Regions from separate parts of the Homo sapiens genome. Here region 1 is linked to region 2. A link is a contact called in ENCODE Hi-C or POLR2A ChIA-PET data. All regions are on one chromosome and are shown on one strand. Each heading gives the region's core, a stretch centred on a gene start or an enhancer-like site at or near the end of the contact. The rest is flanking DNA. Distances are from core to core; before and after follow the strand shown. Region 1 overlaps LOC107984220 (a long non-coding RNA gene). Region 2 overlaps CCNY (cyclin Y).

The links. A loop is a pair of places that touch in the nucleus more often than their neighbours do. ChIA-PET counts read pairs that join two places held with the same protein, here RNA polymerase II (POLR2A). Pooled maps may share reads with other maps.
Region 1: a loop to region 2 is called in a pooled map, with 2.8 times the contacts of the local background. The contact joins two enhancer-like sites. A Hi-C loop is called at or near these places in 1 of 37 single-sample maps with no recorded cell type and 8 of 50 pooled maps. POLR2A ChIA-PET finds 5 or more read pairs at or near these places in 2 of 52 experiments (activated T-cell and naive thymus-derived CD4-positive, alpha-beta T cell).

What each region holds. Positions count from the first base shown.
Region 1 is chr10:35,298,926-35,301,625 of GRCh38, reverse strand. LOC107984220 (a long non-coding RNA gene) reads left to right here. Exons shown (of 3, transcript XR_007062113.1): 2 at 2,367-2,552. It also overlaps a transcript of CCNY not described here. Among named protein-coding and RNA genes, the nearest start is that of CCNY-AS1, 36 kb to the left of the region's middle. RefSeq lists a silencer at 1,061-1,110 and an enhancer at 833-2,032. Within about 2 kb of position 1,310, at least 3 of the 41 ENCODE cell types and tissues checked have a DNase peak (open chromatin) inside an H3K27ac peak, as active enhancers do.
Region 2 is chr10:35,563,267-35,565,966 of GRCh38, reverse strand. The region is part of intron 8 of CCNY (cyclin Y); the gene reads right to left. Among named protein-coding and RNA genes, the nearest start is that of GJD4, 41 kb to the left of the region's middle. RefSeq lists enhancers at 916-995, 1,266-1,375, 1,436-1,545. Within about 2 kb of position 1,311, at least 10 of the 41 ENCODE cell types and tissues checked have a DNase peak (open chromatin) inside an H3K27ac peak, as active enhancers do.

The DNA.
Region 1 (2,700 bases), core at 61-2,560, 260 kb after region 2:
AGCGATGAAAACAGGCTTCCAATAAAAAAAATAAGAAAAGACTGCTAATTTGTCAGGCTCAAATATCCCATGTGTTCAGGGAGTAAGAGAAATACCGTGCATAAAAGCTCTATACAGCCAAGAACATCTGCAAATTGATTATCACAGTTTGCCATGGACTACATGGAAGTGAAGTGACTTCATTTTACCTTCACTCTCCTAGGTAGGATATAAACAATTCTATTATGAAACATTTCCAGGAAAGTCTTCACACTGTCTCTCAGACAACTCTTTCTAGTGTTAATGGAAATAGATAACACATTTCAACCCATATTCAAAACTGGACCTTCCATCATGTCTACACACATTGGCCATATATTTGTTAAACAAGGAATATTATGCTTGTATTTAGGCAAAAATAGCTCCGAAAGCTAATATATGTTGTAGTTAAGATCTCAGCCCTGGTGCCAGATTATCTGAGTTTGAATCCTTGTGTGATCTCTCTAAAGCATCTTTTCTCCTATTTAAATGGGTATAATAGTCGGGCACAGTGGCTCACCCCTATAATCCCAGCACTTTAGGAGGCCGAAGCGGGCGGATCACTTGAGGTCAGGAGTTTGAGACCAACCTGGCCAACATGGTGAAACCTCGTCTCTACTAAAAATATAAAACAAATTAGCCAGGCATGGTGGTGGCCGCCTGTAATCCCAGCTACTTGGGAGGCTGAGGCAGGAGAATCACTTGAACCTGGGAGGCAGAGGTTGCAGTGAGTTGAGATTGCACCACTGCACTCCAGCCTGGGTGACAAGAGCAAAACTCCATCTCAAAAATAATAATAATAATAATGGAATGAATATTAGAATACTAGCTTGAATAAATAATAGAGCTTACATTAGAAGTCTTAACAAACAGCATATTTACTTTGAAAATGCTCTAAGCAGTATGTCTGCAAGCACATGTAACCCACTGAGTAAAGCAGTTGTTAAGCAGAAAATAAACATAGATTTTTAATGAACCATGTGGCAATGATACATAAAAAATAAATTGTATAAGCGAATGCAAAAATAAAGATCTAAGAAAAACAAATATGAGACAAGACTACTGCTTCTGGCCATGAAGCAGTAACTGGTACTGGACTTGCCCTACTGCAATAAACAGCAGGACGCTAGAGAAGATATATGAAACAATTGTTTCAGACTCTGAACAACAGACAAAGCAGAACTGTAACCCCCGAGAGAAGTGAAACAAGGCAAGACCCACGATCACCCCAGCTTTCTTTCTGAAGCTGCTTTGCAGATTGTGATACAGGAGGGGAACTCAGGCAGGGCGTGGCATCTCAGGCAGGGCGTGGCAGCCTTGCTGCTTTGATGAGACAGAGCAGAAGTAGGGATGAGGGAGGGCAGCTGGAATTTCCAGGGCGGGGTACCACAGATGAGTAAGCTAGACAGAGCAAGAGCTCGAAATCCACATGGGAGCCCTCTTACATCTTTGGCTCACGCACAACGTAAAACTCTGCGAGGCCAAGCAAAGAGCATCTACTAGGAAACTGTAAGAGGAGCAGTCCCCAGAGATCTGAGAGATGTTCAGGTTCTGAAAAGACAAAGCCTAAAGACCTCGAAAGGATACTGTTCTGAAAACTTACGTGATTGTAGGAGTGGCATCATATTATTTGAAGGTACACTGATAAACTGAAGATGTATTCTGTAAACCTACAGCAACAATTGTTTTTAAAAAAGGAGTGTTATTCACCAATGGAGAATATAAAATGAAATACTGAAAAATACTCAACTAATCCAAAAAGGCAGGAAAAGAAGAAAAAAATAAAAACATATGGTATAAATAGAAAACAAACAGCAAGACAGTAGATTTAAACCTAACCGTATCAGTAATTATACTAAATGTATATGAATTAAGCATTCCAATTATAAATCAAAGATTATCCAATTGGGTAATAAAGTAAGGTCTGACTCTCTGGTGTCTACAAGAAATCCACTTTATACAGACACAAGAATGTTAAAAGTAAAAGGATGAAAAAAGGTAAACATGAGACATAAGAAAGGTGGATTGACTGTATCCATTTCTGGCAAAACACACTTTAGGACAAGAAATATTACCAGACATAAGGAGGGACATTTCACAATGATAAACTATCAAGTCACTAAGAAAAAATAACATTCCTAAATGTGAATGCACCCAGTTGTAGAACTTCAAAAGACTTGAAGCGAAAACTGACAGAATTTGAAAGGGGAAAAAGACAAATCCATAATTTAAGTTGCATATTTCACCACCTTCTCTTGTATTGATAGAAATAGCAGACAGAAAACTGGTATGAATACAGAAGACTTGAACAGCACTATCAACTAACTGGATCCAATTAACTTTTACAGAACGCTCCACCCTGCAATGGCAGACTAAACAGTGTTTTCAGTGCAGATGGAACGTTCATCATATGCTGGGCCATGAAACTAGTCTCAATAAATCCAGCAGGATTGAAATCACATACCGGGCTTCTCCAACAAAATGCAATTTAATTAGAAATCAGTAACTGAAACTGGAACTCTTCTACACTGCTGGTAAGAATGTGAAATGTTACAATCACTTTGAAAACAGTTGTCAGTTTTTTTAAATAATGAAGTCAAACATATAAACAATTGCACTTCTTGGTATTTACCTAAGAAGAATGAAAACATATGCTCATACAAAACATACACATAAATGATT
Region 2 (2,700 bases), core at 62-2,561:
CTGCCAAGGCAAGTTGCTGGAGACCAGACTCCAGAAAACTGCATCCTCCAGGAAGACCAGTGATCTAAGTAAATGTCTGGTTAGACCACCATATTGGGATTAAAAGCCAAATCCACTTGATCTGGTGCCCAGAAGGATGAGGACTGGTTAACTGGGATCATCACCAGGAAGCGTTTCAGGGCGAATCACTTCACTGAGATCTAACACACACACAGCAGGCTCTGGCTGCAGGTCTCCGTGAGGACAGGCTGCTAACAAAGGGTGGATGCAGCAGCCAAGAGCTGCCACGTGGAGTCCAGTGAGGGCCCTTCCGCAGGGGCCCAGAGGAAAACACTCAGCCTCTGCAGACCTAGAGGACATTGGCTTCCTCGGTGGCCCCTCCCTACCTCCAGGGAGAAAAGAAGGGAGGAACTGTGTAGGGGCTTTCTTAGGCAAAAGGCAGGGATTATGGGGGGAGGGTGTCCAGTCTCTGCCTCAGTCTCTTAAAAAGAGAACTCACAAGCCGGGAAGAATGGAAGCAGTAGTTTCCACACTTGAGCACGCACCCCATCACCTGGTGGGCTTGTTAGAACAGACAGGGGGCTCCACCTTCACACTGTGGGGATCAGTAGGTCTGCAGTGGGGCCTGAGAATGTGCATTTCTAAGGAACTCCCAGATGATGGTGAGGCTGAGGCTCTTGCCCCGGGCCCACACTCTGAGAACCACTCAACTAAAAAGGTAGGTTGGGAGAGGAGGTGCTAAGATCCACCCTGCCAACCCATCTACATGTTGATGGAATGCTGGGAGAAATTCAAAAACTTCTACTTTAAGAACTTCTCATGTCAGCTATCTTTCAAATTAGGTTTATTTCTAGATAGTTCCTCTGGGTGGGGGGAACCTTCTCAGTGAGGGAACTATCTGTGGAGCACTGGTCCTGGGTCATGCACTCAGATTCAGCACGTTCTCCCCAGGAAGCCCCCAGGGGTGCCCACCCACAGGGTGCCCACCCACTGCACACCCTCCAGGAAACCTCCTGTCCTTGCCCACACTATGCAGCATGTGGCTGCTGAACTCAGCCTCTTGGGCTGTTCTCCTCATAGTCAGGAAGTGCAACATCTGCTTTTGCATGCCTGGCCCCCAGCACATGATCTCAGAAGGCTTCCCACAGCAGTGAGAGCTGAACTGAGGTGAGGGAAGCATGGAGCTCTGGCGGAGAGGAACCAGGGCTGAGGAGGGGGTGTTTCAGGCAGAGTGGGTCCCCTCCAACCTGCTGCAGGCAGCCAAAACACACAGTCACCATTTCCTGTGAGTGAAGCCAGGGCCCTAGTGCAGGGCCTCACCCTCCTGACCCTGATCCCAGCCTCGGCATTCTAAGTCATGTCCTGCCAACTCTGCTGAACGCTGAGGGTCTGGGTCTGAGCCTCACATGCAGGCACCATCCTGTCCTGAGTGATGTCCCGAGACCCCTATGGCTGTTCCCGGTGACTCATAGCACTCAGCTATGAAGGACTGAGGAGGGCTCCACACCAGCTCAAGTTGCTGTGACAAAGGACAAGAACAGTAAGGAGGCGGGTGGGGAGGCTGGGGCTGAGCAAGGCCAGTGGCTCTGGGGAGACATGAAGCTGCTGGGGAAAGGAGCACTGGGACCTGTGGGCAGGCGGCAAGGAAGGAGGCCCGAGGAAGGCCCATTCCGGTCTCTTCATCAGATGAAGAGCGTCACTGCTTGTTTCCACACAGCCTCGTGAAAAGAGTGATAACAAGCTCCAAATGTATTTACTGTACTAAATTTCATAGTTTTAAGAATTTAGGCTGGGTGTGGTCACTCACACCTGTAATCTCAGCACTTTGGGAGGCTGAGGCGGGTGGATCACCTGAGTTTAGGAGTTTGAGACCAGCCTGGCCAACAGGGTGAAACCTCGTCTCTACTAAAAATACAAAGAAAATTAGCCGGGCATGGTGGCACATGCCTATAATTCAAGCTACTCAGGAGGCTGAGGCAGGGGAATCACTTGAACCCGGGAGGTGGAGGTTGAAGCGAGCCAAGATTGCGCCATTGCACTCCAGCCTGGACTACAAGAGCGAAACTCTGTCTCAAAAAAAAAAAAAAAAAATTAGTCAGGCATGGTGGTGGGCACCTCTAATATCCCAGCTACTCAGGAGGGTGAGGCAGGAGAATCACTTGAACCCAGGAGGCGGAAGTTGCAGTGAGCCGAGATTGCCCCACTGCACTCCAGCCTGGGCAACGAGAGCGAAACTCTGTCCCAAAAATAAATAAATAAATAATAATTTACTTTGATTTGGGATAATTTTTACTTAAAACAACTTTTATTTATGCTTCATTTAAATGAGATTTAATAAGAGATCATCCTGTGAAATACTGGAATCCAGGTAAGACTTCAACAAAACGAAAGCGTCAGAGGCCCTGCTAAGGCCAGAACTGTCAAACGTCAAAGGAGCAAATCCCAAGTGAACCTGGGAGCTGCCATGGACACACCGCCGTCTGGTGGTCAACAGGCGTCACTGCAAAGCGTATTCTCCCAATAGTAAGAAGAAAAGTCTAAGAGAACAGCCTGATAATCCTGCCCAAAATGATATACAGACACCATGGTTCCAGATGGAGGCAGACACTACGAGCAAAGTCAAGAGGAAGCTGCTTTTGAACAAGGCGGTATTTTCCCAGGGTTCCCTGGAAAACAGAACAACCTTCTCCAAGCTTGAGT